Regions from separate parts of the Homo sapiens genome. Here region 1 is linked to region 2. Evidence: read pairs that join two places in POLR2A ChIA-PET (ENCODE). Cell type or tissue: A673. All regions are shown on one strand. Each heading gives the region's core, and the rest is flanking DNA. Links, peaks and the distances in the headings are about the cores only.

Region 1 (16,220 bases), core at 4,857-9,856, 95 kb after region 2:
CATTGAGATGGTTATTGGAATATCATTTAGAAACCTCTGGACATAATTCATGTTGGAACCAGTTTACAGTATTAGTTAGGGAGGTAAACTTTGTGCTTACAGTGCCTGTGTTCAAAATGTCCTGAGATTCGGTTTTTATTCTGTAAGAAATCTCAGTGTTACTCTGTCTGAAAATATTTAGCCTTTCAGAATTCCATTTTATAATTTTGTAGTCCAGTATCTAGTGTGAAGGAGGTAATTGTTGCATCATACACAAGACTTTAGTGATATTCTAGGTACTTGTCTGTTGCTGATCATATTTTTTATAAAAGTAATTTTTGGGGCTAATCAATACACGAATTCTGGAAACTGGTAATATTTAATCATTGATAAAGAATTTTATCTTTTTGTGCTTGTTTGTATTTATAGTTCCTTGTAATCCTTTTTATGGGCTTTTGAATAAATATAAAATGAAATTGGTTTTCAAATGGAAGCCACTTATCAAGTTGAAGCAGAGATGTTGCCAGTATTTAATGTACTTGAGATGACATGCAATAAGACCTTTGGAAAACCAACAAGTGTGCTTCCAGGAGCCCTTCCCTAATAATCTCTGCCTTGATGGAATTATTTTTCATGATGGTAATGAGCTTGTGTTATGCTAAGCGGGTTAAGCAGAATAATTTCTACTCTGTAGAATTTAGACTTTTAAAACCCAGACTTACAGTATTAGATGGCATACACATATATCTGCAACCATAGTTGCAACAACACTTTTCTGAGAAATAAAGGAAATCACTAGGGACAACTTCTGTTACAGAGGTGCCACACTGTCCCCCACTGGGGACCCACTGTCATCCTCTTGCTGCAAATAACTTGCATAGGAATCCCCCTCTCCACAGGTCTGTGGAGTACATTCCTTGGCACCTGCCTAGGTAGAAGGGAGAAGAGCCTAGAGTCACACATGTTGTATCTTGGACCCATAGGAGATAAATAGTATGTGAAGTCCAGACAATCTTGTTTTTCTTCATTTATTAGTTTCTGTCCAGGCAATCCTATCACAGCCACTAAAGCAAAGCAGAACAAAAACATTTGTGAAGGTTAGATGTCAGCGGTGTTAGGATGTTCCATGTCTTATGTTCAGTTACCCTGAAGTCTAGTTTCTGCATATACCTAGCAAGTACATTAGCCAATTCACGTTCTCGAAAGTAATACCGATTGTTGCCTCTTAGGTGCTCAGAGCGTTTACAAATAGCACGGAGCTACAGCCCTTCCCACCTCTCTGTGAACACAAAGAATGATTTCATTTACTTCAATGAGAACACTATAAAATTCTCAATCAAATTAGCATTCACTCTCAAAAAATAAAAGTATTCCATTCAGTACTTTTTTGGGGGGTTATAGGATAGCGTTTTGAAATCAGAGCAACTTCAGAAGAAGGTAAAAAGTTCCCAGACTCTCCTAATTCATGGTTCTCAGAATAGGGAATGAATATCCACCGAATTTTTCAATGCCTGAGACCATTTCCTATCTACAGTTCCCAGATTGGCATTTCTTTTGCTCATCCTGGGAGCTTGGTTGTGGTTTACTTTTTTGTAAAGACAGTAAGTGTTCTCAGTGTGACTGTGAAAAGCAAGACTGACCTCTTTCCCTTTGGTCCCTGGAGAATGGTGTCATGAGGTGTTTTTGAGCCAGGCCCAGGTAGGTGTCTGCTGCTCCCTCTTATTGGCACTGAGAGAACATAGTTGGACCCTTTAGACTTTCTACCTGCATACTGTTGAGTTGGAGTTTTTGTATTATGTGAAGGAGTCACAAAGGATACTCTCAGCTTTGGAATGTTATAAAGAAGCTGATGAAGTGCTCTTTGCCACTAAAGCCTGTATAGGGAGCTACTAGCTAGTGCTTGTTCTGTGCCTAGAAGAGACAGTTCCTAAACATGGGAAGATACCTCCACCCCAGGACCAGGTGGTTCCAGGTGGTTCTAGGCTGAGCAAAAGCTAACAGATACCACATTTAAGTATAAAATATTTGTGATATGAACTTTAGAAGCATTTTATTTGGAGAAAGAAAACATGTTCATATGAAATAATTATAGTTAGTGGAAGACAACATGCAATCTAATTGCTTCATTGACAGTTTCTACTTATCCTGGCGTAAGAAAAAATCCATTTATTAAGCTGAAAATCTTCTGATGTCATAGAAAGAAGGAAAACTTTGTTCTTTCAAAATTGTGACCTCCTGTATATTTCCTGATATGTAGAGAACTCTCAATTGTCTGAGGCCTTGGTGAGAGAGTAGGATTAGAATCAGAATTCACTTTTTTTGTCTTAAGATGAGAGAAGTTATCAGCTGGAGCTGAAATTTAATCTTGTTTAGCTACACTGATCACTGTTTCTTTCTCGGGAATTTTATTTTAAAATAAAGTCTAAGTTTTTTTTTTTAATTCTTGTATCTAGAAACAAAGTCTGATTTTAGCCTGGCAGAATTTGTCTGTACTAATTTTAGTTTTTAGATGTGCATGGGAAGAGAGACTGGATAATCTCTCTCAAATCGGTTGTACTGGTGGTTCACTTAAGTGCATATGTACTATATGGAGTCATGCATTTGATATTAATATTACACAATTATCTCTCAAATGTAAAACACTCTCAGTGTAAATATTTCCAACATTTGTTGATTGTAACATTTGGATGACAAATATTTCTTACTCGAATTACTACTTTTGCAAAATACATCTTCTCTTTCAGTTATTGTAGTTGTACCAAAGTAAGTAATTTAGATATTAGGTAACTTAACAGAATTGTTAATTGAAACCACATTGTTATGTTTATTTTATTATTTATTTATTTTATTTTTATGGAGACAGAGCCTTGCTCTGTTGCTCAGGTTGGAGTGCAGTGGCCCAGTCATAGCTCACTGTAGCCATGACCTCCTTGGGCTGGAGTGCTCTTTCGTCTCAGCCTCCTGAGTAGCTGGGTCTACAGGCATTTGCCACCATGCCCAACTAATTTTGTTATTTTTGTAGAAGATGGAATCTCACTGTGTTGCCCAGGCTGATCTTGGACTTCTGGGCTAAAGTGATCCTCCCACTTTGGCCTCATAAAGTATTGGGATTACAGGCATGAGACACCATGCCTGGCTCACACTTTTTGTTTATTTTAAAGGAATTGTTTTTTGCCAACTAAGTAAGTAAAAGAAGCTGATTTTAGCTAATTCAGAAAATAGGAATCAAAAAAGAAACCATGCTCATTTGGGTTTCTAATATTTTTTTCTTATATTTCTTTTACTCTTTTTCTATGCATATGTATTTTCTAAAACAAAATTGGAATTCTATTGTATGTATGTTTTGTATTCTGCTTTTTATGTTTAGCATACCTTTTGAATTTTTTATCTTATTTAAATAATTTTTAGAGGCTGGATATGGTGGCTCACACCTGTAATCCCAGCTCTTTGTGAGGCTGAGGCAGGAGGATCGCTTGAGCCCAGGAGTTCCAGGCTGCAGCTGAGTTATGATCATGCCACTGCACTTCAGCTTGGGCGACAGAGCGAGACACTGTCTCTAAAAATATAAAGAAAGAAAGAATTTACTATTTCATCTTGTTATATATTTGTGTAATCACTTGTTACAAATCAGTCTTCAGTGTTTTTTTGTGTGTGTGCATTTTTATATAAATGCTTGATTGTTTTCTTAGGATAATTATCTAGGATAAGAATTATTAGGTCAGAGTGTCTGAATGACTTTTTCTGTTGCAGTCCCAAATTCTCCTTCTGAAACAGTAAGGGGTGAAACTCTTGCCTTTTCTTCATCTCTCCTTGACAAACCATATTTGAAAATACATTTCCAATTGAGTTAAGTAGATCCTGCAAATAAAGAGAGATGGGCTCTGTTTTTTTTTTTGTTTTTTTTTTTTTTTTTTTTTTTGAGACAGGCCCTTGCTTTGTTTCCCAGGCTGGAGTGCAGTGGCATGATCATGGCTCACTGCAACCTTGACCTCCCAGGCTCAAGTGATTCTCCTATCTCGGCCCCCTGAGTAGCTGGGACTACAGGCATGCACCACCATGCTCAGCTAATTACATTTTTTTTTTTTGGTAGAGATAGGGTCTCACTGTGTTGCCCAGGCTGGTCTTGAACTCCTGGGCAAGTGATCCTCCTGCCTTAGCCTCCCAAAGTGTTGGCATTACAGGCATGAGCCACCACGCTTATCCTCTGTTAGCTTTTATGTTAGTATTGTAGTGAAAGGAAAATTTGTAGGATATAATAAAGAACAAAGCTTGAAAATAACTTTATTCAAATGTTCATAGCCTAAATAAGAGGCAGTTTAGATCTACTCAGCTGGATTTGCTGTGGGACCCCTAACAAGCCTATGGTGCTATGGTGTACTTGGGTTTCACAGCTCACTTTAGGGTTGCCTTTTAAAATTGATGGCAGATGCTTCCTAAGAGTTCTGATTATTCTGCCAGTGCAAAATTATGGGGATGCTATTTGGTGTCACTAGGTAGTGGATACTTTACTATGGTTTACTTAATCTGATTTTTTAAAAGCATGTACTGTGGATTTTTTTTTTTTTTTTTTTGAGACAGGGTCTCACTCTGTTGCCCAGGCTGGAGTGCAGTGGCATGATCTCTGCTGACTGCAGCCTCTGTCTTCTGTGCTTAAGTGATTTTTGTGCCTCAGGCTCCTAAGTAGCTGGGACTACAGGTGTGTGCCACCACACCTGGCTAATTTTTTTTGTATTTTTTTAGTAGAGACGGGATTTTACCATGTTGCTCAGGCTGGTCTCGAACTCCTGAGCTCTGGCAATCCGCCTGCCTCTGCCTCCCAAAATGCTAGGATTACAGGTGTGAGCCACCATGCCTGGCCTACTATTGATTTTTTTGTTAGAGTGGTATCCAGAATATTCATTTAATGTGCATAGTTATTTGACTAATGGCTCATTGTGAAAGTTCATGGTATTCCAAGGTTTGTTGAGCCCCTCTGGTCAGTGACAATGCAAGACATTTAGCTTTCTGTTCTGTGGCCAGAGATATTTTCTTGTGGCTTCCAGAACAGTCCTGTGAGGAGGGTGATGGAGCAAGTGGATGTCATCTCCGTTTTGTAGATGAGGAAACTGAAGGAACTTGTCTAATGCCCCTTGGCTATTACATGGCAGCTGCCATTCTTCTTTCTCTTAGTTCTCTTTCCTTTATTTTGCACTTTTTTTTCCTACGCTTCCATCGCTTTCTTGGTTGTCTTTCTGGTAGCAATAACATCATCCACACCAATGATTATAGTAATAACTGACCTTTATTGATCAATCAGTTGCCATGTGCCACAGAGTTTCCTAAGTGCTCTAATGTATTGACCTTCACCTCAGTCCTATGGAGTAGGTATTATCCTCTTTTTAGAGCTGAAGAAACTGAGGCCCAGAGAGGTTAAGCAACTTGCCCAAGGTTTATGGGGCTAGTTGTGTTCCCAGGCATCTAACTCTAGCCACTGGAATTCTATATTCTGAAAACCGTTTGACATTTATAACAAGTATAACATGAATTTTCAAGTTGGAATAAAGAAGACATTTCTGAAATGGGCTGAAATAAGTGGAATTGGGGAAAGCTGAAGATGTTTTGCATTAATGTGTTATGTTTCCCTTGAACTGTAGCCAAGAGACTCTTCATAACAGCCTGCATTTCAAGTCTAATTGTAAGCCGGGTGTTGTACCTGCCTGTAGTCCTAGCAACTCAGGAGGCTGAGGCAGGAGGATTGTTTAAACCCAGGAGTTATAAGCTGTAGTGCTCTATGCCAATTGAGTGTCCCTACTAAGTTCAGCATTTCCTGGGAGTGGGGGACCACCAGATTGCCTAAGGGAGGGGTCAACTGGCCCAGGTTGGAAACTCCTGTGCTGATCAGTAGTGGAATTGTGCCTGTGAATAGCTGCTACACTCCAGCCTGGGCAACATAGCAGGACCCCATCTCTTTAAAAGAATTGTTTTAAAAAATGACAACAGTGTTAATAGAGCTGTTTACTCTCTTAGTTTTCTCATTTATAAAGTTAGGCCTGGAGAATAAAGTCATTACTATGAGAGACAGGTGTTTGCTCTTTGAGTCAGCCTGCTTCTCCAAAGTAGGAGAGCTGGTTGATGGCAGGACTGGGTGACCTTCATGGTGATTAAAGCCAGAGGGACAGCAAAAGGCTGCTGCTTTTTCAGGTTTCCTCTTTGGTTTGCCAAGGCCCTGTTGTAAATTACCTAATTAGTAAGACTACCTTTCAAGGAAGGAATCAGGAAATTTAAACTCTAGTTATGGTTTTAGTTCAGCTTTGTGTGGATGGCTTGATTAGCTGGGAGAATAAACCAGATTGGGCTTTTGTTTTTTTCTCTGAACAAATGAAGTTGTCTGGGGAAGAGTAATTGAGACAATGGGCAGAATTCTACCTGGTGAGTAATTTACTACTGAGCTCCTAGAGAGCTGAATTCACCTTTTCCCTTTTCTTGTCTTTAAGATACAGCTAACATTAGTCACAAGGCTACACATCTGGTGACAGGGATGCCTCTAGGTCCTTATTTTTGTTCAGATAATGGAGCACCTGGAAGTTATGTGATTTTAATAGAAAATCAGGAAATACTGGTATACTTAATTCTATCTTAGGAACGAAGAACGATTTTACTAGCAGAAAATGAACACAGTTATATGTACGTAACATAAAATCACAACTGCTGGCTCAGGGTTGGAGGTGAGGTGGGGGGACTGTCTCAGTTAAGCATGATTTATTAATGTTATTATGAATTCTTTTAGTGCCAGTTTTCTGCTACTGTTCTATTTGTTCTGCTATATGAGCTTTGTTGGTATTTGCTTGTAGGTATACTTTGGCAGATGCCAGAAGGCTAACATTGGGAGAAAGGTCTTAAAATTGAGAAAATTCTCCCACTAATTTGTTCTGTGAATCAGGAAGAAAACACGCATTGACTCATTTTTTTGAACAGGAACTGTCTTTTTCTCAGATCTTTTAGCTTATTTTTTAACCTTAAAAATGATATATGTTCATTTTAACAATGCAAACAGTAAAATAAAACTTAAAAAATAAAAATTATCCCAAATCCTAAACCCAGAGATATATGTAATATTTCTGCTAAATATATCTTTATATAATTTTTCTATTACGATTATTTACATTCTTGATAGTGTGTTTATGTGTTAATATACAGATATACCAGAAATAAATATATGTAACTTTATATTTAGATTTATATTCTGTCATATTTCTATTTGGAGGGCTTACTGATTTTCTCATCACCCTTGTACTGATACAGTAGATTTAATTTACTTCCTAAGGTGTCAGTTTATAGCTCGATAGTGTGTTCTCTAAGACTCTGTACTCATTTATATAAAAGGATTTAAAATCTTTGTAATAAACCTGTTCATTAAACAAAACTTCACAGAAATGAGTCATTCTGGGTAGCCAAACTTTCTATATCATTAAGTGTTCAGCTAGTTAATGAATAAAAAAGACATCTTGACTATTGTTGATGAAAACTTTTCTAGATTACAGACTTTTAATTTATGGCTCTATCTAGTACTGCATTCAACTTCGGAGCCATAAAAAGTTTTATTCTAAAATATTTGAGAAATTATCAGAGAGATGTAAATTAAAGCTGCAATGTTATTTACCTGTTAGAACGGCTGTTAGAATGGCTGTTATTAAAACCTGTTAGAATGGCTGTTATTAAAACCTGTTAGAATGGCTGTTATTAAAAAAAGACAAAAAATATAGCAAGTGTTTTGAGAGGATGGGGGAAAAGGGAACCCTTGCATACTGTTGGTGGGAATGTAAGTTGGAATAGCCATTATGCAAAACAATATGGAGGTTCCTTAAATTATTAAAAATAGAACTATCATGTGATCCAGCAGTTCCGCTGCTGGGTATATATCCAAAGGAATTGAAATCAGTGTTTGAAGAAGTATCAGAATTCCCATGTTTATTGTGGCATTATTCATGATAGCCAAGATATGGAATCAATCTAAGTGTCTAATAACAGATCTGTGGGTAAAGAAAATATGGTATATATACACAATGGAATACTGTATAGCCGTAAAAAAGAAGGAAATGCTTTCATTTACAATAACATGGATGAACCTGGAGGACTTTATGTTAGTGAGATAAGCAGATACAGAAAGACTGCATGATCTCCCCTACATATGCAAAATAAAAAAGTTGAACTCAGAAGTAGATTGTAGAATGTAGCTACCAGGGAGAAGGGGGGATAGTGAGGGTTTTAGGGAGGGGGATATTTGATAAAAAGGGTACAAATTTTTCAGTTAGATAGGAAGAATAAATTAATAGATAAGTTAATAAGTTAGTAGATAAGAAATATATTGCAGGCCAGGCACCTGCTTGTAATTCCAGCACTTTGGGAGGCTGAGGCAGGAGGACTACTTGAGCCCTGGGGTTCAAAACCAGCCTGGGCCATATAGTGAGACCTTGTCTCTACAAAAAAATTTTAAAATTACCCAGGCATAGTGGTGCATGCCTGTAGTCCCAGCTACTCAGGGGACTGAAGTGGGAGGATCACTTGAGCCCAGGAGGTGGAGGCTGCAGTGAGCTGTGATTGTACCATTGCACTCCAACCTGGGTAACAGCGAGACCTTGTCTCAAAAAAAAAAAAAAAAAAAAGAAAAAATTCTCTTGTAAAACATGATGACTAAAGTTAATGACTGTGTACTACATTCTTGCTAAGAGAGTAGATTTTAAATGTTCTCACCACAAAAAAATGAAAAGTATGTCAGGTAACATATATGTTAATTAGCTCGATTTAGCCATTTCCTGGTGTGTACGCAATTCAAAACAACATGTATATGATAAACACATACAATTTTTACTTGTTAATTAAAATATTTGAGAGAAGGGAAAATGGTCATTATATAAGACAAAAATGCATGGAATTATATACATCAAAAACAATTTCGTGAACAAAACACCACTCTGGTCTTCCAAATATGTATATTTTTGCTTATATAAAATATATAAATACCTTGACTTACTTGCTTATAAGTTAAAAAGCTTAACGTGCATATAGAAAAGCAGATAGATCCTACGTTTTCACCTTTGATAAGTTTTCACAAACTTAACACAAGTGTATAACCAGCATCACAATTAAAAATCAGGATACCACCACCATTACAGGAAACCCCCCCCTCATGTTCTCTCCCATTTCAGTACCAACCACCCCCTATACTACCAAAGGTAACCACTGTTCTGACTTATGTCACCATAGTTTTGTTTTGCCTGCTTTTGAACTTTATAAAAATGAAATAATATAATATGTACTCTTTGGTTGTACTCAATGTAATGTTTGAGAAATGTATACACATTTTCGTATATAGGAAGGATAATTTTTTAGTGTAGTATTCTATAATGTGAATATACTACACTTTATTTACTACTGAACATCTGTTTTTGTTTTGCAGATTTTGACCATTTTACTATTAATACTGTTATAGTATTTTTATACTTGTTTTTGCTTTTTTGGGCATATGTGCACATTTCTGTTAGGCATCTATACCTGGGAGTGGGATTACCAAGCTATAGGATATGTATTAATATTTGTTCAGATTTAGTAGACACTGCAAAGCAAAGCCTTCTACTAAAGTAGTTTACTGATTCACTCTCACACACAGTGTGTGAGAGTTCCAGTGGCTCCACATCTTCATCAGCACATTGTATTTTTAGTCTTGATTTTAGCCATTCTGGTGGGTATGAAGTGGTATTTGTTGTTGTGCAGATTGCATCTCCCTGATGACTAAAGAGGACTAGTGCTTTGACCTCAAGAACTTCCCCTCTGGGGAGATCTTATGTTATTTAAATCTTAGGTTTTTAAACTGATCTCTGCTAGTTTGACTTTATTTCGATATTCACAGAAACTATTATTTTCCTCTGGTGTTCAGGATATACTGTACACCAAGTTTTTCAAATCTCTAGACCCTTCTGTGTCATATTTTATGGTAATCACTAATAGATACAACATCCAAATTTTGCTGCTTGATGATCCAATTTAATGACTTTCTGTTCCATGTTTAGTGAATTTTTGAAATTGTGAAATATTTAAAGTTATCTATCTGTTTCACAATGTAGCTAATTAAAATGTTTGTTAAATAATTCAACTTAAGAAATCTAAAAGGAAATGCTTTCTGGCTTTAGTGCAGTAATTGTCTTCAGAACAATATGCCAATAATGACTCATCCCTTCTTTATTCATAGTAACTTTGGTTTTAGCTTTTTTGGGGTTTCTTTTGTTTTGTTTTTGGAGAAAGGACCTTGCTCTGCTGGCCAGGCTGTAGTGCAGTGGCACGATCTCAGCTCACTGCAGCCTTGACCTCCCGGGCTCGAGCAGTCCTCCCACCTCAGCCTCCTAAATAGCTAGGACTGCAGGTGTGTGCCACCATACCTGGCTAATTTTTTAAATTTTTAGTAGAGACAGGTTCTCACTGTGCTGCCCAGGCTGCATCGTAACTTTGAAAAGAATCTCACTCTAGGATAGAAAATTACAAGTAAATTTAATGCAAGTAGAAAGTGCATTTGAGACTTAAGTCTGAGTCTAATAGCTGTATGAAATATTTGTATAAGAATCATAATACTGGAGTATAGTTCTTAGTTTTTAATACTAAATTTTCTTTGATCATGAAATGAAAGTAAGAGATCCTTGAAGTATTGCATTAGAAATCTTAGATGGAGGAGGCCGGGTGCAGTGGCTCACGCCTGTAATCCCAACACTTTGGGAGGCCGAGGCAAGTGGATCACCTGAGGTCGGGAGTTCAAGACCAGCTTAGCTAACATGGTGCAACCCTATCTCTACTAAAAATACTAAAATTAGCTGGGCATGGTGGCTCACTCGTGTAATCCCATCTACTCGGTAGGCTGAGGCAGGAGAATTGCTTGAACCTGGGAGGCAAAAGTTGCAGTGAACTGAGATCGTGCGACTGCACTCCCCTCCAGCCTGGGTGACAGGGCGAGATTGTTTCAAAAAAAAAAAAAAAAAAAAAAAAAAAAAGGAAAAAAGAAATCCTAGAAAGAGAGTTCATAGATCATCACTTGGCCATCTTAAAATAACATGGAGACTGAACAAACCCTGTGTTCCCAGGTCTGGTGCCAGGCATTGTCATCCATGTTTTCTTACTGTATTCTTAACAGTACTGTGATATAGGCATGTTATACCCATTGTATGTACAAGGCAATTGAGGCTGGAAAAGGTTAAAGGAGGTCACATAATTAGAAAGGGTAGATGGAAATGTCCTAACTCTGATCTTATGATTTTACTTGCGGAAAAACTATAGTATTTAGAACCTTTGGTTTAAATTGAACAACTCTCTGTCAACTCTTTAGCTATCCTGGGCGCCAGTAATATATAAAAGTGGATTGGCAGTTATTGAATCTCAGATAAAGGACTATTAGGGAATTGTATGGAGAGTTGTTCTTGATTTATACTTTCTTATATTAATATTAAGTAAACATTTTAATTAAAGCATCTAATTAAAGGTACAAATATCATTAAATGTAATACCATAGCAGCAAAGAGGTGATTTTTTTAATTGAAGGCTTCTGCTTTCTGGAGAAGGTGGTCTTGGAACTATCTTCGAAGAATGGAATAGACACTTAGAAAATGGACACTTAGAAATTGGTGCCTGATTGGGTGCAAAGGCAGTATAGAGTTTATTTTCTTACAACTGAACAAATATGCTGATTAAACAAATGAGTACCATAAATAAAAGGAGAAACAACAAAAAGCTGTTTATTATAAAACCATAGCTTTCAAGATGAAGATCAGATAAAGCACACATGAGATGGGCCCTATAAGCTCTGGCTCTGTCTACCCGGTGTCACTGCGGTTACTCCCTTTATCTGCCCTTTTACTGTGGAGGTTCAGAATCATGTGCTGAGTGAGACGGGACACCTGATGTCACAGGTTCTTTACACTTTCACGGATACTGTATTCCTGCAGGGATTACCCTTATTGCCTTATTAATATTTGACAGGGGCTGACACAGAGCCAGAACCTGCTAGATCCTTCATGAGTGAATGTACAAGTGAAGATTTGAATGAGATAGAATGCCATGCCTTTTTACTAAGTTCATATTTTTATCATGTACAGATACTTGTTTGAATAGTTGCATTCTGTCTCAGAAAATCATTATAGTGTTAACTGTAACAAGTTGGTTTACAGGTTAGAGGAAATGAGTGTGCAGTTTTGTAACTTTACTTGCAAATTGTTTAGTTTTATCTTTAGCTGTGATTGAATGTATGCCATTGTTTGATCAAGTGAATGGCGAAGTGATTGATTCCAAATGATTGTTTTTCTTGCTTTTTTTCATCCCTTTTCTTAAATTATTTGGACTAGGAGAAAGGAGGAAGAATGGCTTATTCCCGCTGTCTGTATTGCTTGTTTATAGTTTAGAATTCTTTGGAGTTCCATATGATCACGAGACAAAATTCCTAAACTAGAAATTGGTGTGATTTAATTGGTGTGATTTTTATGATTAAATTTGATTATCTTAGGTTATGGTCTTTTGGTAATTCCGAATGCTTATTGAAAGAAGTTTAAGTTAGCAATAATAATAATGTTTACCATTATTATTTAATTTAATTTATATGTGGGACTTTGCTAAAGACTTTGGCATGTAGTATTTAATCTTTAAAATCATCCTGTGAGATGTCAGTGGATGTTCTCATGTTACTAATAAGGGTAAATTGGTTTCTACAAGGTCACATAGTTCGTAAGGGCCTGAGCTGAGATTTGAACCTACATATGTTTGCTTTCAATGCCTGAGTCATTATGTTAAATTGTTCCTTCTTGTTTTTTCCAAGTATTTATGATGCCTTTCCCTTCACATATTACGGTAGCAGGATGTATTCTTACTTATATATTACTTGTTTAATATACTTTTGGTGGTTATTGTTGGTTGGTTTGACATCTTAACTAGTTTGGACAAAACTCTTTCATTTACTATTGTGTTTATGGTATTTAGAAATTGTGTGCGATTTTGTTTTTACAGCTAAAGGGAAAAACGTAAATTATTTTATTTCACATGCAATATCATTTTTTAATTGGCAATTTGGTCTAAACAGTTTTTAACAATCCTCTGAGACAGAACCCTGGTGTTGAGATATTTCTTTTACTAATATGTGTAAAACAACATCTCAAGTTGTTGTGTGGTATAACTGCAAGAGCATAGTACATGGATAGCACAAAAGCAGCCACGGTAAAAAAGCAAAGAGACGAGCAAATCAGATGAGAGAGAACAGACACGCATTAACTGATCCATCATTCATGATATGCTTAGATTTGTGTTTGAAAAGCTTGCAATAAATGTAAGAAATTCTTATTGATACAAGTATTCAACATCTTATATTAAAAATACAACCCTATCAATTTTATGTACTAAAATATTACAGTGGATAACTGTTTATTATACATTGGTCTGCCAGCACTTGTGTGGTAGTGTGGTATGTTTTATGAATCCAGCTGAATAGCATGTCTAGGCAGAACCAAATGTACAATTATATAAAATAGCCCAGGAATTACAGCCAAAAAACATTAATAATTATTGGCAACTCTATATTACTTTGTTTGCATCCTTATAGTGTTGGCTTATTATTACAGAAGAGTTAAAGTTTATTTTCAGACAAAACAGAATGTCTAAAGTGTGTTATATATTAATCCAGTTCTAAAAAGCTTTTACATTTTTAAGTTTTTAATTTTTCAGTCTTTACTCACTCATTTTTCCTGGTGGACGAATCCAGTTTTTAAAATAAAATATATTTTTCTTCCAAACAACCTTTTGTGTTTCTTGATCTGGAGAATTGAATAAATCTAAATAAGAATTATTGCTTCCAGCATTAAGTTTGTGCAGAAGTTTTTTGAAACCAACTTAATAGGACATCAGTATTGCCATCTGAAATCCAAATTTCTCTTATTTATTTATTTTTAAAATTGAGGACAAGGCCTTGCTACATTGCTCAGGCTGGTCTCAAACACCTAGCCTCAAGCAATCCTACTGCCTTGGCCTCCCAAAGTGCTGGGATTACAGTAAATATCTTTTAAATGGAGACTTACTGACACTGTGTAGAATATATTTTTTAATACTTCAAACTGCCCTAGCATCCATCTGACTTTTATTTCCTGCCTTCTTCAAATAGTCTTCTGCTCTCCTTGTCTAGCTAGCAACCCTCCATTCTTCCATTCCTTGTAAAAGAGAAATTGTCAGCATCTGCTTTTCTGTTGACCTATTCTCTCCAAACAGGCTATATGGTAAACAAACTGCAATGAACATTTTTTTTTTTTTTTTGAGATGGAGTCTCGCTCTTTTGCCCAGGCTGGAGTGCAGTGGCATGATATCGGCTCACTGCAACCTCCGCCTCCCGGTTCAAACGGTTCTTCTGCCTCAGCTTCCTGAGTAGCTGTGGCTACAGGCACATGTCACCACTCCTAGCTAATTTTTGTATTTTCAGTAGAGATGGGGTTTCACTATATTGGCCAAGCTGGTCTTGAACTCCTGACCTTGTGATCTGCCTGCCTTGGCCTCCCAAAGTGCTGGGATTGCAGGCGTGAGTTACCATGCCCAGCCGACATTTTTTTTTTTAGACGGAATTTCGCTTTTATCATGCACAGCTAGAGTGCAGTGGTGTGATCTCAGCTCACTGCAACCTCCGCCTCCCAGGTTCAATCAATTCTCCTGCCTTAGCCTCCTAAGTAGCTGGGATTACAGGTGCATGCCACCACACCCAACTAATTTTTTGTATTTTTAGTAGAGATGGGGGTTTCACCATGTTGCTCAGGCTGGTCTCGAACTCCTGACCTCAGGTGGTCTGCCTGCCTCAGCCTCCCAAAGTGCTGGGATTACAGGTGTGAGCCACCATGCCCGGCCTGCAATGAACATTAAGTTGTAGGAGTTCCTTATATGTCCTAGATTCCAGTTCTTTTTTTGGATTTACATTTTGTAACCTTTTCCCCCCAGTTTGTGGCTTGCCTATTGAGTCTTTTTTTAAACAATATCATTTGAAGATACAAAGTTTTAAATATGATGAGATCTAATTGATTTTTTTTTCTTTTCTGGTTATTACTTTTTGTGTCTTAGGAAGTGTTACCTACCCCTTAGTCCTGAAAACATTTTTCTTTGTTTTCTTTTGCAAGCTTCATGGTTTTGGCCTTGAGTTCAAGTGTCTGATCCAATTTGAATTAATTTTTTTGCTTACTTTATTATTGACAGCTCTTTAAGAGACATATTACTTCAATTTTATAAATGAGGATTTTGGCACTCTGAGATTTTGGCACTCTAGACATTGTATGTAATAGTATATTTGATTTAGAATTTTAGAACCTTTTGAGCAGTGATTGGGGTGAAGATTATACATTAGGTCATATTCGTATGTAACATTTTTGTCAAAACCTTTTTTGAGACTTGCTTCCATCAGAGTAACAAAAATGTTGTTATTAACAAATGAATGTTCTTTTAGTAACAGGATTCATCCCCATTATGAAACCAGTGATATTAAGTGTAGAACAAGGCTGCGACTTTGGTGTGCATATATTTTATCAGGTAGAGATATTATATAATAAGAAGTGGAAGTAAAATGAATTGATTCAACTATTTAACCTGGCCTAATTCATTGTTTTTACTAGATGTATTATGGGGCTTTACATATGCTATCAGCTTTTACTTCTGCCAGAGTCACCCCTTATTCTTAGTATTTGACATTTCTCCCTTGACATTGCAGTAACCATTTCACTACCGGTGTCTGAGGCTAAGGAGAATTCTCTGCCAGGCTTGGTGTCTCACGACTGTAATCCTGTCACTTTGGGAGGCCAAGGTTTGGGGATTACCTGAGCTCAGGAGTTAGAGACCAACCTGGCCTCTAACTCCTGAAACCCCGTCTGTACTAAAAATACAAAAATTAGCTGGGCATGGTGGTGTGCTCCTGTAATCCCAGTTACTTGGAGGCTGAGGCAGGAGAATCGCTTGAACCTGGGAGGCAGAGTTTGCAGTGAGCCAAGATCATGTCACTGCATTCCAGCCTGGGCAACAGAGAGAGGCTCTGTCTGAAAAAAAAAAAAAAAATTCTCAGCAATAGATGTTTTTTGTTGATACACATTTTAGGAAGGTGTTTGGTATGTGCTAGCTGTGAGCATTATATTTCTCACAAGATCCCCATTTTAAAGGGGAGAGTAAGAGAGGTTTATAGTCACACACTTGCAGGTGATATGTGGCGGGAACATACTACA
Region 2 (16,220 bases), core at 7,168-12,167:
GTGCATACTCATGCTCTTTCATGCACTTATTCAGTCATCAGACAGTTGTTGACGCTTTCCTATATGCAGTGCACTGTGCCAGTCCTTTGGGATTCAAAGGATGTCCTCACCTCTGTAGGATTAAGCCAAGTTGATAGACAAGTAACAGAAAGTTACAGCTCAGTTTTAAGTGCCAAGTTAGAGGGAAGCTGGGGGAGCTTTGCCAAAGCATATTAAAATTATTTTTCTGTATTTGCTTCATTAGACCTTGAAGGCCAGGACTATGTCTTTGCAACTTGATTTTTCCCACAGCTTACTCTTTTTTTTTTTTTTTTGAGATGGAGTCTCGCTCTGTCGCCCAGGCTGGAGTGCAGTGGCGCGATCTTGGCTCACTGCAAGCTCTGCCTCCCGAGTTCATGCCATTCTCTTGACTCCTGAGTGGCTGGGACTACAGGCGCCCGCCATCACTCCCGGCTAATTTTTTTGTATTTTTAGTAGAGACGGGGTTTCACCGTGTTAGCCAGGATGGTCTCCACCTCCTGACCTCGTGATCCGCCTGCCTCGGCCTCCTAAAGTGTTGGGATTACAGGCGTGAGCCACTGCGCCTGGCACCCAGAGCTTACTCTTATATGCATCCCTGAATAAATTTGTATAATTTATTATTATTATTTTTTGAGATGGAGTCTCTGTTGCCAGGCTGGAGTGCAGTGGCACGATCTTCGCTCACTGCAGCCTCCGCTTCCCGGATTCAAGCAATTCTCCTGTCTCAGCCTCCCGAGTAGCTGGGACTACATGCGCTTGCCACCACGCCCAGCTAATTTTTGTATTCTTAGTAGAGATGGGGTTTCACCATGTTGGCCAGGATGGACTTGATCTCTTGACCTCATGATCTGCCTGCCTCGGCTTCCCAAAGTGCTGGGATTATAGGTGTGAGCCACCGCACCCAGTCAAATTTGTATAATTTTTAACCTGACACAGAGACAAGGTAGTTTATAAATGGTGTGTTTAAACTATATGTGTGGAAATCTCAACCCTGTAACTGGAGACATCTGATAAGTCTTAGACTTACTGATAATTTCATTTTTAGAAGGTAGAGGTGGAAATTTGACTAGTTAATTCATGCTGAGAACTTTGGGTGAAACTGGCTATTTTATTCTGGGGTTTCATCCTGATGGAAGTTGTGCAAGACCCTCTTGCACATGAGATTTTTAGAAAGGTGTCTCATGAAGCTCAGAGCAAAGATGGTATTACCTCCAAGGCCAGCAGAACTGTAGAAGAGAGTATGGTTTCATCGAGATGTGTGGGGAGCGCCAAGAAACAAAAATTGTGATTGTATGATTGCAAGTCATGATGGTAAGCAAAAGCGGGGATGGCTTCTAAAGAAGTCAACAAAGTGTTCAGGGTCATTGGAAAAGAAGCCAGATTTTAAAAAAGATTATTGAGATATAATTCACACATTATACAGTTAGCCCATTTAAAGTGTACAATTTAGTGGCTTTTAATGTATTCACAGCTGTGTGTAACCATCACAACAATTTTAGAACATTTTCATTACCTCAAAAATAAATTTCATGCACGTTAGTTATCACCCTCCTGCCTATCTTTCTATCTCCCTAGCCCTAAGCAACCACTAACCTACTTTCGGTCTCTATTGATTTGTCTGTTCTGGATGTTTCATGTAAATTTAAGCAATATGTAGTCTTTTTTTTTTTTTTGAGACAGTCTTGCTCTGTTGCCCAGGCTGGAGTGCAGTGGTGTGATCTCGGCTCACTGCAGCCTCTGCCTTCCAGGTTCAGGCGATTCTCCTGTCTCAGCCCCCCGAGTAGTTGGGATTACAGGCACACGCCACTACGTCTGGGTAATTTTTTTTTTTTTCGTATTTTTAGTAGAGATGGGGTATCACCGCGTTGGCCAGGCTGGTCTTGAACTCCTGACCTCAAGTGATCCACCTGCCTCGGTCTCCCAAAGTACTGGGGTTACAGACATGAGCCACCATGCCCAAACAAAATGTAGTATTTTGTGACTGGCTTCTAATAATGTTTTCAGGGTTTGTACATGTTGTAGCATATATCATACTTTATTTCTTTGTCTTGTCAAGTAATATTCTATTCTAATAACATTTTGTTTTTTTCTGTTCATCAGTTGATGGACACTTGGGTTTTTCTACTTTTTGGCTATTAAGAATAATGTTGCTTTGCAGGTGTAAGTTTTAACGTGCACATATGTTTCCATTTTTTCTTGGATATATACCTAGGAGTTGAATTGTTGACTTATATAGTAACTCTATGCTTAGTAACTCTAAACAATCCGGGCTTTTGAGGAACTGCCGGACTGTTTTCCAAAGTGGCTGTACCATTTTCCATTTCCACGAGCAGTGTATTAAGGTCCCAGTTTCTCCACATCTTTGCCAACACTTGTTACTGTATGGCTTTTCTTTTTATTTTTGCTGTCATAATAGGTGTGAATGACTTTTATTTCCTTAATGACTAATGATGGTGAGCATCTTTTTATGTGTTTGCTGGCCATTTGTAGATCTTTGGAGAAATGTCTGTTTACATTTTTTGCCCATTTTAAAGTTAAGGTTTTTGTCTTTTTTTGTTGAGTTGTAAATATTCCTTATGTATTTTAGATACAGATCTTTTATTAGATTTGCAAAATGTTTCACTCTGTGGGTTGTCTTTCTATTCAGGAGGCCAGACTTTAAGTGGAATACAAAAGAGAAAAGGGCATGTAGTAAGCATGAAAACAAAAGAATAGGCCGAACTGCTACAAATATTTTAGACAGAGTATACCTAGGGTGACCTGTGGCTTGCAGGAAAAAAATTTGAAATTACCACAGTGATTTAAAAAAATTTTTGGAAGTATAATCCACATCAAGTATGCAAACTGTAAAGGTACAGCTTGATAAATGATCACAAAATGCATACACACATGTAACCACCATGCAGGGTCAACACAGAGACTATTACCAGCCCCCACAAAAGCCATCTTCTGCACCTTTGCAATCATTAGCCCTCCTGCACCCCAAAGATAACAGCTCTTTTGATTTCTGTCACCATTGATTAGTTTTTATATATTTTTTGAAATTTGTAGAAATGGGATTTTACAGCATGTTTTCTTTTGTACCTGGTTTATCTTGCCTAACATGTAAAATTTATCCATGTATTTCCTGTAGTTCATTTTCTTTAGTCAATAGTTTTCCGTTGTATCAATATCCAACTCTTTATACTGTCTTCTTTTGATGGATGTTTGAGTTTCAGTTTTCAACTTCTGGTCATTAGGCCCTTTCTTGCATGCATGTTGAGGTGCACATGGGGCATGCCTTCCCATTAGATGTATGTCTAAGAGTGGACTTGCTGTGTCATAAAGTGTATCTGTGTTCCGCTTTATTAAAGTGTATGCAAATTAGTTTTTAAGCTTTAAAACAAAGTGATAACTAAAAAGAGGCTAAACCCACTGTTTAATTTTAACAAAAGGGATTTCAGAGTAATTCACTCCTTTTTCTTAGTATCTTTTATGGTAGGAAAGTATTTTTCAGACAGAGAAGGGTAGAATATGAAAGATGAGAGTAAAGCAAACAAGTTCTTACTCACTTAAAATAAATAAGAATCTCCAGGCTGAAATGGATTCTTCCCCAGGATACTGAAAACTCTACCATTAATTTGAGGAACCGCAGTTGGGAAACTTCGAGAACTGATAAGGTGAGAGAAGCTCTTACAGGGGCAAAAAGATGATACCTTTTCCTCATCCACCGCAAGGGTTGTGGTCAGTACTACTGTTAGCAAAAGACAGGTTAGCAAGAAAGAAAATATCACAGATTTGTTTAACAAAGTTATATATGACGTGGGAGCTTTCAGAAATGAAGACTCAAAGACCCAAGGAAAACTTTCTATGCTTACATTTGATGGAGAATCATGGCCATGTAGTAATGTGATTGCACAAAAAGGGAATGATCTAATGGTAATAAACTGAGAGGGGAACCCAGCAAGGCCTGTCCAGATTCTTCTCAGCCTCTCTGTGTTGAGCATTACTTTTCTGCTGGGTGTGGGGCAGAACCCTTCTGGAATAAGGGTCTTATGATCTATTTTCAGGTAAGATGGGTCGGAGAATTCCTTTATGACCATGCTTCACATAGAAGGCAGGGGAAGTGACCTTGTTTCTGGGCCCCCTCCAGTTTCCTTCAGTTCAGAATCCTTTGGGGGTAATGTATTCTGAGCCCTGACACTCCTGAAATCTGAAGGTTTACGTCAGTGTTTTCATTTGTTTTCCCTAAAGAAAGGAAATAGATTTTTTTTTCCTAGAGAAAGGAAACTAGAAAAAGTTTCATGTGACTTTCTGACAGAATTTTAGTATAGGTTTAAACAGGTGATTTGATAGCATGAGAGAAAAAGGTAGTGGTTACCAGGAGCCAGGATGGTTTCAATATTACAAAAAACATTCACTGGGTTTCTAATTCCTGTGGGTTCCTGGTACTCCTGCTGCCGGAGGAACAAAGGTGAATGTCAAGTTCTGAATTTAGGAGGTCAGCTTGTAGCTAGTATCCTTAGTGCATTTCCTTGCACATATTTTTTGATGGCCCAAGAGTGGGGGAAGCAGACGCATTAGTAAGTAATCCCCAAATATAGGCAGAGTGCCTAGGAACCTGGTTAAGGAGTGCTCTTGTGACACTGGGGAGGATGTGGAGAATAGGACATCTTTTGAAGAGGTGATACTGCTTCTAAAATCTGAAGAGACTAAGGGAAAATAGAGTAGGGTGGGGAGGGCAGGCAGGTGCTGAGGCTTGGTTATAAGAGCATTTCTGCTAGATGGAGTAAAGTGATTATGAAAAAACTTTTTAGAAGTGGGAGGTCTCGAACTCCTATTCGTGATCACAGACCTCGTGATCTGCCTGCCTTGGCCTCCTAAAGTGCTGGGATTATAGGCGTGAGCCACCGCGCCTGGTTAATGTGGTGAAACCCCGTCTCTACTAAACACACACACACACACACACACACACACACAATTAGCTGGTCATGGTGGTATGTGCCTGTAATCCCAGCTACTCGGGTGGCTGAGGCAGGAGAATTGCTTGAACCCAGGAGGTGGAGGTTGTAGTGAGCCGAGATCGCACCACTGCATTCCAGCCTGGGCGACAGAGCAAGACTCTTTCTCAAGACAAAACAAAAAAAAGTGGGAGGTATTGCCACTGATTGGCCTTACCCGATTGGCCACTGATTGCCACCGATTGGCAAAACCTAGTGAGGTTTTGCCTATTATGCTAAGGACTTGGGGCTTTTATACGCCTAGGGGAGCCCTGGAAAGATTTTAAATATCCAGGGAGCAGAATGATCAGATTTGCATTGAAAAAGTTTGCTCATAATGTGGAAAATGTACTGATCTGGGTCCGGGGACATAGGAAACTCTTACAAGAGTGAAGTTAGGGATTGCAGTGGTCCTAAGTCCCCCAGAGGGACTTAGGAGAGACTAAAATAAGTCATTCTGTGCTAATCTTGTTTTCCTTTAAAGATAGATTCTGAAAAGTTTAAATAGGTTATTAGTTAGGGGAATGCTGTCTTTTGATTTCAACGGAATATTTAGTTTAACAAAAGGCTGTCCTTATGAACAAGATGGGAAAATGTGATATGGGTATTAGGTGGATTTGTAGCTTGTTGAATAGTAGATTTGATGGATCTGCACAAGCTGGAAGAGAAGCATTTTGTCCTGTGCTGTTGCGCTCTGTATTTGATTTCTGTGGGTTACAACTTTGATCTGTGAAATAGTTTTATTGTTAACAAATTTATATGTGAAGTTAGAAAGGTAAGGTAGTTGACAAATTACTTTTCAAGTTTAAAATATGCCTTTATAAAATTTCAAAGAGGTGAAATTGGTTGTAGGGGTTGTGGGGGCAGAAATGCTACTCTTTAGGTTGCAAGTACAGTATAATTACATAAACAGATAAATAGTTTTTCTGTGATACTAAAATTTCATGGGAGAGGGTGATTAAGAAAAAATGCCTAAAAAGTCTCTTTAGGGGTGCAGTGATGGAAAAAAGTTGAGAACCACAGGTTTAAAAGAAAGCTGTTGAAATGGCTAGCCAAAACTTGGAATACATGGAGATAGTTGAAAATTTCTACATTTAGGACTCAACACTAAAGGTACCATGATAGGTTGGGAATATTTCATGATTTATGTTTATGTGAAGGAAAAAAATGGAATTAAATCCCTTTGTTACTTTTATTTGCTTCTAAACTCAGTATGAGTCAGTAGGGTGGATATGACTGAGAGAAAGGTTAATGCAGCCTTAGCTTTCATTTATAAAATTAGGTGTAAATAGAATTCAGAGTGTAAGAGTTTCCTGTATGGTTTCCTAATACGGTTTATTATTACCATAAACTGATCAGAACCTGATCTGGAACTTGGAAGATGAGAAGTCTCAAAACCATGTTGAGAAGCGTTATTCAGACAGAACAACAACCAACTTATTGTTTAAATATAACAAGACAACTGTAAGAATTTATGGCTTGAATCCACAAACATAATTAAACAATTAAATTGGGCAATGCTGTATAATTAATAGATTAATTAAATCTATATTGAGTGCCTACTATCTTCCAGGTGTTATTCTAGCTACTGGGGACTCTGTACTCAGCCAACTGGACAAAATATCTGTGTTCATGGAACTCACAGGTTAGTGGATGGAGCCAGACAGTAAACAACATAAGTTTGTAAAATATATCTAGTATGTGAGATAGTGTGCTAGGTATTAACAAGTGTGCCAGAGGAAAAATAAGTAGAAAAGGAGTATGATAAACAGTGAGACTGGTGGAAATATTAGAGTGGCCAGAGAAGGCCTCATTGAAAAGGTGATTTTTTTAAAAACATACTTTATATTGTAGTGTAACAAATACAGAAAAGTGCAGAAAGCACAAATGTACCATGGGATGAATTTTCTGTCTTTTTCTTTTTGAGACAGTCTCACTCTGTTACCCAGGTTGGAGTGCAGTGTTGTGATCATGGCTCACTGCAGCCTCCCTGGGCTCAGGTGATCCTCCCACCTCAGCCTCCTGAGTAGCTGGGAGGGTTGAATTTCTGCGAAGTGAATACACTTGTGTAATCAGCACTCAAATTAAGAAACAGAATTTTAACTGCCCCTTAGGAGGTCTGGTTACCCCCCCTCCTAGTTGAAGCCTTGCTTCCTGAGGACTCACACCATAGGTTACTGTTGCTGGTTTGTGAGCTTTATATTAATGTCATAATGTATAATATATTCTTTTGTTTCTGGCTTCTTTTACCAACATTGATTTGGTGAGATCCATCTATGCTCTTACAAGTATTTGTAGTTTATTCATTTTTGTTGCTGTAGAGTATTAAATTGTATCATGATACCACAGTTTACTGTCTTCTGTCTCTAGCTAATGAGTAGCCCTGCAGCAAACATGCTTGTATATTTCTTTTTAGTGATGCCATCTACAGGGGATATAATTAGAAGTGGAATTGCCAGGTTATAGGATATGTGTACATTCACTTTGGTAGATACTGATAAACAGTTTTCTAAAGTGATTATATTGATTTGTATACCTATTAATGGCATGTGAGAGCTCCACAGACATGTCAAGATTTGGCATCTCCTGCCATTTAACTTTAGCTGTTCCGGTAGTTGTGTAGAGATGTTCCATTGTGGAAGACTAATGCATTTAAGCACCTTTTCATATTTATTGGCCATTTTGAACCACTTTTTGGTGTGATGGAAATGTTCTGTATTTTCATTGTGTTGTGGTTAAATGACCATATACATTTGTGGAAACCCACAGAAAAACTGTACACTAAAAAGAGTGAATTTCACCATATGCAAATTATATGTCAATAAATAAAATGACTAAATACCACATTCATTATTGATTTATAGAAATTTTAAAAATATATTCTAGATGAGTTCTCCATTGTATATGTGTATTGCACATCTGTTCTTCCACTTGCTGGCTTGCCTTTTCAGCTCTCTTAATGGTGTCCTGTTTTAAGAAATTTTAGTTTATCTCAAGGTCACAAAGATAAGGATGAATTTCACGTAACCACTTGAAGAAGTAAGGTCACTAATCATACAGGTGTCTGACCTGGAGGAGACATTTTAGACCAAAGAGGCAGCAGGTGTGAAGAACCCAAGGCCAGGTGCCTAGAAGGACATGGCTAGTAATGGAGGAGCGGAGATGAGCTGAGAGAGGCATTGAGACAGCAGGTGGGGCTTGCTGAAGAATTTCCTCTCACTGAGATGGGACTCCTGAAGGGTTTTAAGCGCAGCATTGACCTGGTCTTACCTAGGTTTTAACAGAGTCGCTAGGCTGCTGTGTTGAGAATAGCCTTTTGGGAGTGGGGCTGAAGTAGGGAGCCAGTTAAGAGGCAGTGGGGGTGGTCTGAGGGAGTGATTATGGTGACTAGACCTGGTGGTGGCAATAAATGGGGTAGTTGACTGTTGGTAGGTTTTCAATGTGAAGCTGAAGGATATACTCATGGCCTGGAACTGGGATGTGGAAGAAAGAAGAATGGCACTAGGTATTATTTTAGTATTTATTTTTATTTTTTGCCTGAGCAACTGGAAAGAGGGGAATTGGGAAGTTGGAGACGGGCAGAAGGTGCAGAAGATGTGGAGTAGTGCCAGCCATCTGCTTGTATTTTACAGATGTAATCTTAATTTTTTTCAGCATTTTATAAAGAAAGGCCATTCGAATACCAAAAGAATAGGAAAAGACACAATTTCAAAATAAAGATCAACCATTGAAATTGGATAAATTTAGCCTTATGAAATACTCAAACAATTTTTTTTTCCCCGTTTCTCTGAGGACCTACAGATGCAGGTATTGTTTTGCAAACCAGCTTTGAGAATCACTGATTTGTGGTATTATGCATGTATCCTTTGATGTTGATACTATTAACAAATGAGCATCATATCCTTAATCTTGCAATAAGATTGCGATTAGAGTCTAAACATGATAAACGAAAAATTAAAGTAGGCCGTGTGTCATTTCTGGCCTAGAGATACTTCATTTGTTTCTTTTTTTTTTTTTTTTGAGATGGAGTCACGCTCTGTTGCCCACGCTGGAGTGCAGTGGCCATCTTGGCTCACTGGAATCTCTGCCTCCCAGGTTCAAGTGATTTTCCCTCTTCAGCCTCCTGAGTTGCTGGGATTACAGGCGCCCGTCACCACACCTGGCTAATTTTCATATTTTTGTAGAGGGGGGGTTTCACCATGTTGGCCAGGCTTGTCTTGAATTCCTAACCTCAAGCAATCTGCCCGCCTTGGCCTCCCAAAGTGCTGCGATTATGGGCGTGAGCCACCGCGCCTGGCCCGATACTTCATTTCTTAAAAAAAAAAAAAAGACTGTGTGTGCCAGGTGCAATCAGAGGACACATATGGTACATGTGTAGTTGTAGTAAAGCTTGAGAGTCATCGTAGTAACTACTTTGCAGACATTCTCTATGAAATTTTAAAATGTTTTTGAAGTAGCCAAGCTCTAAGTTTTCCTAAGCAAGTTGATTTGCTTTGTTCTTAGGGAAGAATATAGTTTATGTTTTAACTTTTGCATATTCCCTTTCTCCCCACCATCAGTGCTAAAGCTAAGTGCACTATAAATTGTTTGATAAAAGCCATTCAGGGAGCAGGAGGCAAGGTGAGGTACTGCGATGACAAAGGGAGAGCTTGCTGAGTGCCTGGAGACCCAGGGCCCGGGGGTCACTAACATTAGTGAGACTTGTCTTGAATCACTGTGCCGAGACAATGCATACTTGTGCTTTGGCAGAGCATTGAGATGCACTGAATCATTATCAGTGTCATTAAGGGCCTTCAGAAACGTGTAAGCGATCTTTATAAAGTTTTGCCTTTGAGTATTACCTGAAAAGTACCTTGTGTAGTTTGACAGTATTAGTCAAAGATATCAAATGTCCTTTGTAAGATTCTGTTGCCACTTTAAGGACCAGTATTATTAACCGCTGATTACTTTTTCCGTCTTTGCCAAGTAATTGTATAGGACTTAATCTTTATACCAAGAAGAGAATTTTAACATGCATAATCACTTCTCAGTGCTTCCAGTCTGCTTTTAGTATTAGATAATAGTGTCCTATTTTAGTTGCCTGATGTGTCTGTGGTTTTAACGTGATTATCTTACCCTGAGGGATGGAGGAAATCAGTGAAAAGTTCACTGCTGCTTTGTGAATTAAGTTATGCCTTGGCACGAAGTACTGATCATTTTGGCATTCAAATACGGCATTAGATCACCTTGCCTGCAGTTGGGGAATGTTCTGAAAGTGCTACCTAACACTGCAGGATTCTCCATAAACTTGAGCTGGTATAGAAAATGATGTTTATTGTATCCTCTTCTCAAATATCTTGCCAAGTTACTGTCATCAGACTCTTTATTGATAGAAAATTAGTTAGGCAAAAACCATTTTCTTCTCCTTGCATGGCAGAGGTGATGAAATTTATGAGAAAGTACATATAAGGGAAGGTTCGAAGTGTTGATTGTGAATATAAGCCCTGGCTTGAAACAAAGAATTCTTGGCTTGTATGGTGGAATGTTTTGTGTGTTGTTTTCTTTTCAATCTCAGCTCTTGTATGTGGAAATAATGAAATGAATATTTGCTATGAGTGTTGGTTGGGGTTTTTTGTTACAGATACTAAGAGTTATTCTAGTAGTGTAAGCAGCAAGTGATTTATTAAGGGTGATAGCTAGTTTAGCAGATTGGGCAGGCTGACAAAAGAGACTGTACTCTGAGTTTCTGGGAATGGTTGCCAGTTCTGCACTGTGGAACAAGCCTGCTGAGGAGCTGCTGCTACTGATAAAGTCAGGGTGCTGCAAACCAGGAACCCAAGCAAGACTCACCCCCCTTCTTCCACTTTCCCTACATAACACCGTTCTGAAGGAGCCCCATGTGGTATGTCTGGTTGGTGGAACCTAATTAACATGTCTGCTTGTATACCCCCAATTTGCTTATTTGCTTTCTTTTTTTAAATTCTATATTGGGAAGTGAGGTTTACACAGTAAGGAAGTAGTGAAAACATAACAAAGATGATTTGGGGCTCCATGAATAACAGATACTTATTACAGTATCAATTTAAAATAATATAATGTTAATTATAATTATAAGCAGTATAATAGTAATCAATAATATAAGCTTTTAAGTGAAACTTTTAAGGAAACCTACTATTTAAAAACGTACTTTTTGGGCCAGGCACGTGGCTCATGCCTGTGATCCCAGCACTTTGGGAGGCCGTGGCAGGAGGGTTACTTAAGGCCAGGAGCTCAAGACCAGCCTGGGCAACATAGCAAGACCTTGTCTCTACAAAAAAAAAAAAAAAAAAAAGCACACCTGTTGTCCTAGCTACCAGGGAGGCTGAGGCAGGAGGATCGCTTGAGCCCAGTTCAAGGCTGCACTGAACTATGATGGTGCCACTGTACTCCAGCCTGGGCAACAGAGTGAGACCATGTCTCTACAAAATACAGCAACAACAAATACTATTTCACTGAGGGATATAAAGAATATTTTATGGTTGTGTTACTTTAAAATTCTATTTAAGCTAGCAGGGGTATGTTGATAGGAAAGCCAAAGACAGAGAAATTCCAGGGTTTTTTTTTTTTAATCCTTGGTGAATACCACTGCAAGTCAAGACCCATTCTTGTGAATTTGTTTTTCTGATCAGAGAGAGTTGAGACTTATGAATCAGTTAGTATAAATTCATTAGTTATTTGAAGAATATTGAAGAATGAAATTAATATGAATCTGATGGTGGGTTAGCAGAATTACAAATCATGACATTATTATAATTTTAAAAAAATTTTATGTGTTAGAGACAGGGTCTTACTCTGGTCTCCTAGGGGGAAGTGCAGTGGCGTGATCGTAGCTCACAGCAGTCTCAAACTCCTATGCTTAAGCTTAGGTGATCCTCCCCTTCAGCCTCCCGAGTAGCTGGGACTGTGTGTCACCGTGCTTGGCTAATGTTATAATTTTTAATAGATGGCTATTTATCTGAAGTTTTTTTTTGTGTGTGTGTGAAAGAGAGTTAGCCCTATAAGGAACTTCGAAATCACATGGTCCAACACCCTGATTTTTATAGTTGAGGAAACCAAAGCCCAGGGGCTGAAGTGATTTGCTCAAGACTGTATAACTGGTTGGTGGTAAGGCCGCCTGATTTCATAGCCTATTCATTTCCCACTAAACTCTCTAGGAAAGCACAGGTTTCTCCACACTGGGAAAAGCTCCTGGATTCCCCATACTGGGATTTGAGCCCTGACGTAATAGTCAGGATGTCTTAGTGGAGTTGTTGGTTGATAACACTGGTGCTCTTTTGTTTTTTTGAAACAGGGTCTCACTCTGTCACCCAGGCTGCAGCGCAGTGGCATGATCTCCGCTCACTGCAATCTCTGCTTCCTGGGCTCAAGCGATTCTCTAGCCTCAGCCTGCCAAGTAGTTGGTACTGTAGGCATGAGCCATCAATGCCGGCTAATTTTTGTTGTTGTTGTTGAGACACAGTTTTACTCTGTCACCCACGCTGCAGTGCAGTGGTGCCATCTTGGCTCACTGCAACCTCTGCCTCCTGGGCTCAAGCAATTCTTGTGCCTCAGCCTTCCAAGTAGCTGGGATTACAGGTGCACACCACCATGCCCAGCTAATTTTTTTTTGTATTATTAGTAGAGACGAGGTTTTGTTACATTGGCCAGGTTGGTCTCGAACTCCTGACCTCAAGTGAGTGGTCCACCTTGGCCTCCCAAAGTACTGGGCCATAAGCCAGTGTGCCTGGCCTCTATTTTTTGTATTTTTGTAGAGACGGGTTTTGCCATGTTGCCCAGGCTGGTCTTGAACTACTGAACTCAAAATGATCTACCTGCCTGGACCTCCCAAAGTGCTGGGATTACAGGCATGAGCCACTGTGCCCGGCCAACACTGGTGCTCTTTTATGTTTCAAATGAATAGTGGGACATTTATTTTTGAATTTTGAGGAAAATGAATCACAGAAGTAAGAATTTTGTTCAAAATAACACTTGGGGTAAAAACACACCAAGCATACCTAATTGAAGTTGTAAGTTTCACTTGGTAAAATAAGCTGCAAAAATGGAGGGGATTTACACACAGCTCTCTTCTATTTTAGTCCTCTGGGTTGTTTATAAATTTGCTCATACATAACTCTTTTGCTAAAGCATTTGCCATTACGTGTATAGTCGGTACAAGTTAAGAATTACTAGGAAACTTCAGTCTGGCTCACTTCATCATCTCCTTCATGTCTTTGCTCAGACACTGCCTTTGTAGTGAGTCTTACCCTGACCCCGTCCTGTTTAAGACTGAGCCCACCTGCCCTCCATTCATTCCTGAATCCCTTTTTCTTAACAGCCTGTCCTTTTTCTTTGCAATAGCACTGTATTAGTCAATTCTTGCACTAGTATAAATAAATACCTGAGACTGGGTAATTTATAAAGAAAGAGATTTAATTGATTCACGGTTCCACAGGCTGTACAGGAAGCATGACAGCTTCTGGGGAGGCCTCAGGAAACTTTTAGTCATGGCAGAGGGAAGCAGGCACGTCTTGCATGGCTGGAGCAGGAGGAAGAGAGAGAGTGGGAAGGTGCTATACACTTTTAGATAACCAGATCTCGTGAGAACTTGAGAACAGCACCAAAGGGATGGTGCTAAATCATTCATGAAGGATCTACCCCTAAAATCCAGTCACCTTGCACCAGGCCCCACCTCTAACACTGGGAATTAAAATTGAACTTGAGATTTGGGTGGGGACACAGATCTAAACCATATCAAGCATGTATCCCCTCTGACCTTATGGTATGGTTTGGTTGTGTACCCACCCAAATCTCATCTTGAATTGAGGTTCTCATATTCCCCACATATTGTGGGAGGGACCCAGTGGGAGGTAACTGAATCATTGGGGCAGGTTTTTCCTGTGCTGTTCTCATGATAGTGAATAAGTCTCATGAGATCTGATGGTTTTATAAAGGGCAGTTCCCCTGCACACGCTCTCTTGCCTGCCGCCATGTAAGATGTCACTTTGCTCTTCCTTCACCTTCCGCCATGATTGTGTGGTCTCCCCAGCCATGTGGAACTGTGAATCCACTAAACCTCTTTTTCTTTATAAATTACCCAGTCTCGGGTATGTCATTATTAGCAGCATGAGAACAGACTAATACACCTTATATGTACATCTCCTCCATATAATTTGTCTATTATGGTTTCTATTTATGGTGTGTCATCTTCTTCAGTAGAGCATATGAAGGCAGGGACTTTTGTCTGTTTATATATCCCCAGGATGAAAAATAAAAAGTGCCTGCCACATAGTAGATAATAAATGTGTTGAATGAATGAACTTGGCAAAAGCAGCTGCTTTTTGGGATTCCTACTGGTAAAATGACAGATTCTCAGTCCTACTGGTTGTTTTTTTAATTGACTTAATTGAGGATGGCAAAATCATCAGTTGGTATATAAAGAAAGTAAGTGCATGAGTTGTGTTGTATACAGTTTTCTGGAACCTCCTTGCTTGTTTGGCAATAAACAGGGAACTCAGATTCAGATGAAGAGTCATGAGATTATGCAGATATTATCAATGGAACTGGTTCTTTAGATCTTAAAATCGAGAGTACTAAATGATAAAAATGCATACAGAGATTCTCAGATACAGACTTGGACATGTAGCTGATTTTTAACATAAGTGGTTTAAAAGGTTTTTGTTGTCAACATTGTGGCCCAAAAAGTTGAGTTTCAGGGTATGAGGGTACTGTGGTGATGGAGGATGGATGAGGAAGGAAGTGAAGGCATCAAGATCTCCCATCTTGTGAGAGTTGAACAGTGCTTCGGGGTCATCTAGATGTGAGAGTACATTTCTACTAATCTAAACTTTTTACAAAATGCTAAAACATGAGACAAAGCGATAACATTTAATGAAGATAAAGCTTATAATGTTCTAAAGGTTTCAGATAAGCTGATGGTAGTCTTCTATTGAGTTCTAGGGCGTAAGGTAGTTTATGAATGGTTATTTTTATTATCTAAAGATATATTTGACCTTTAGAATTCAGTGACAATAAAGATGATAGATAATGTCTTAGGAAGATATTAAGAAACCTAGAAAATACTATAGAAATCAGATATGCCAACTTTTTATATGAGCCTAAGTCCAAAGCTTACACGACCTGCCCAGTATCTATCACACAGCTAGTTAACGGCAGAGTTGGGATGAATTTTTGTCACAGATTTTCACTGAAGTATCAATAGGAGACGAATGTACAAGCCTCTCTTTGGAGATAACCCAGGGAGCAATTACGAACTTGTTTTGAGGTCTGCATTTTATCTTAAAAATTTCAAAAGTCACGCAGTTATTTCATCCTATACAAAGTATTTATGTCTTTCTCTTTTTATGTGTGTAAGTATGTGCATTATTTTAGTCTTGCAAAAATGTGCTTACTTGAGGAATTGCCTTTTGGAAGTTGAGAAAATGAACAGAATGAGAGATCACTGTTGATTATTGTCTTAGAAGAAGTGTCAGCAAATCAAAGTTTTAAAGAAACTGAAATGAGGAAATGTATCTACTTGATCTGTTCTAAAATTACATTAGAGGAAATTAATGATAGCACAGTGAAAAAAACTTAGAAAATATTTTAAACCTTAAGAAAGGATTGTTATTTATGCCATTCTTCGTAAGGGTAGTAAGACATCATATTTTGTGTCTTTTTCCTAGATGTACTGGTTTTGGCAGCAGTTTTTGAAAAGAGAGATGATTTGTATATATAGTTTATATATATTTTTTTTTCCTGAGGATAAAATTATACTGGTATGGAGAAAGACAGCAAACCTCACTGTACCCTTCCCCCTTCACTAGGGATATGATAAAGGTTTTTACTTCTTAATCTTTTATGTAAATTTTGCTTTTGCAGCACATGGTTAAATGAGATATTGATCATGCAACTGAGTTGTAACTCAATTTTAGTATACTCCAAAATGTAGTTTTCACAGTTGATAAGAAAGCAGGTGTACTATTAGGAGCACTGGGCTGGCAGTCAGGAGGTTTTGACTTAATTTTATTGGTAAAATTAAGAGTATTACAGTGGTAATGGGGTATTGGGTCTTTTTTGGCTCTACAAGCTTATGGTCTGTATTTGTTCATGATATGCTTAGTGCTTCCATACATATACTTTCTAAAATTCACATTTACAAATAGTGTGTGTGTATTTCACATTTCAGTGGCTCCATGTAACAACAGTTCCCTTGAGATGGCTATC

Evidence for each region. Peaks named below come from ENCODE experiments on the same cell type or tissue, not always from the same donor. Only the 100,000 strongest peaks of a DNase experiment are listed, where the experiment ranks them.
Region 1: POLR2A ChIA-PET joins it to region 2 with 6 read pairs; 6 of 35 experiments call an interaction of 5 or more read pairs at or near these places.

Annotation. Positions count from the first base shown.
Region 1 is chr14:71,443,032-71,459,251 of GRCh38, forward strand. The region is part of intron 2 of SIPA1L1 (signal induced proliferation associated 1 like 1); the gene reads left to right. It also overlaps the pseudogene RN7SL683P. Among named protein-coding and RNA genes, the nearest start is that of SNORD56B, 53 kb to the left of the region's middle. In A673, for the core only: no CTCF peak of the experiment used is centred there; no DNase peak of the experiment used is centred there.
Region 2 is chr14:71,345,278-71,361,497 of GRCh38, forward strand. All of the region lies in intron 2 of SIPA1L1 (signal induced proliferation associated 1 like 1), which reads left to right. Among named protein-coding and RNA genes, the nearest start is that of SIPA1L1-AS1, 32 kb to the left of the region's middle. In A673, for the core only: no CTCF peak of the experiment used is centred there; a DNase peak (open chromatin) is centred at 10,164; H3K4me3 peaks cover 1,156 bases; H3K27ac peaks cover 1,543 bases.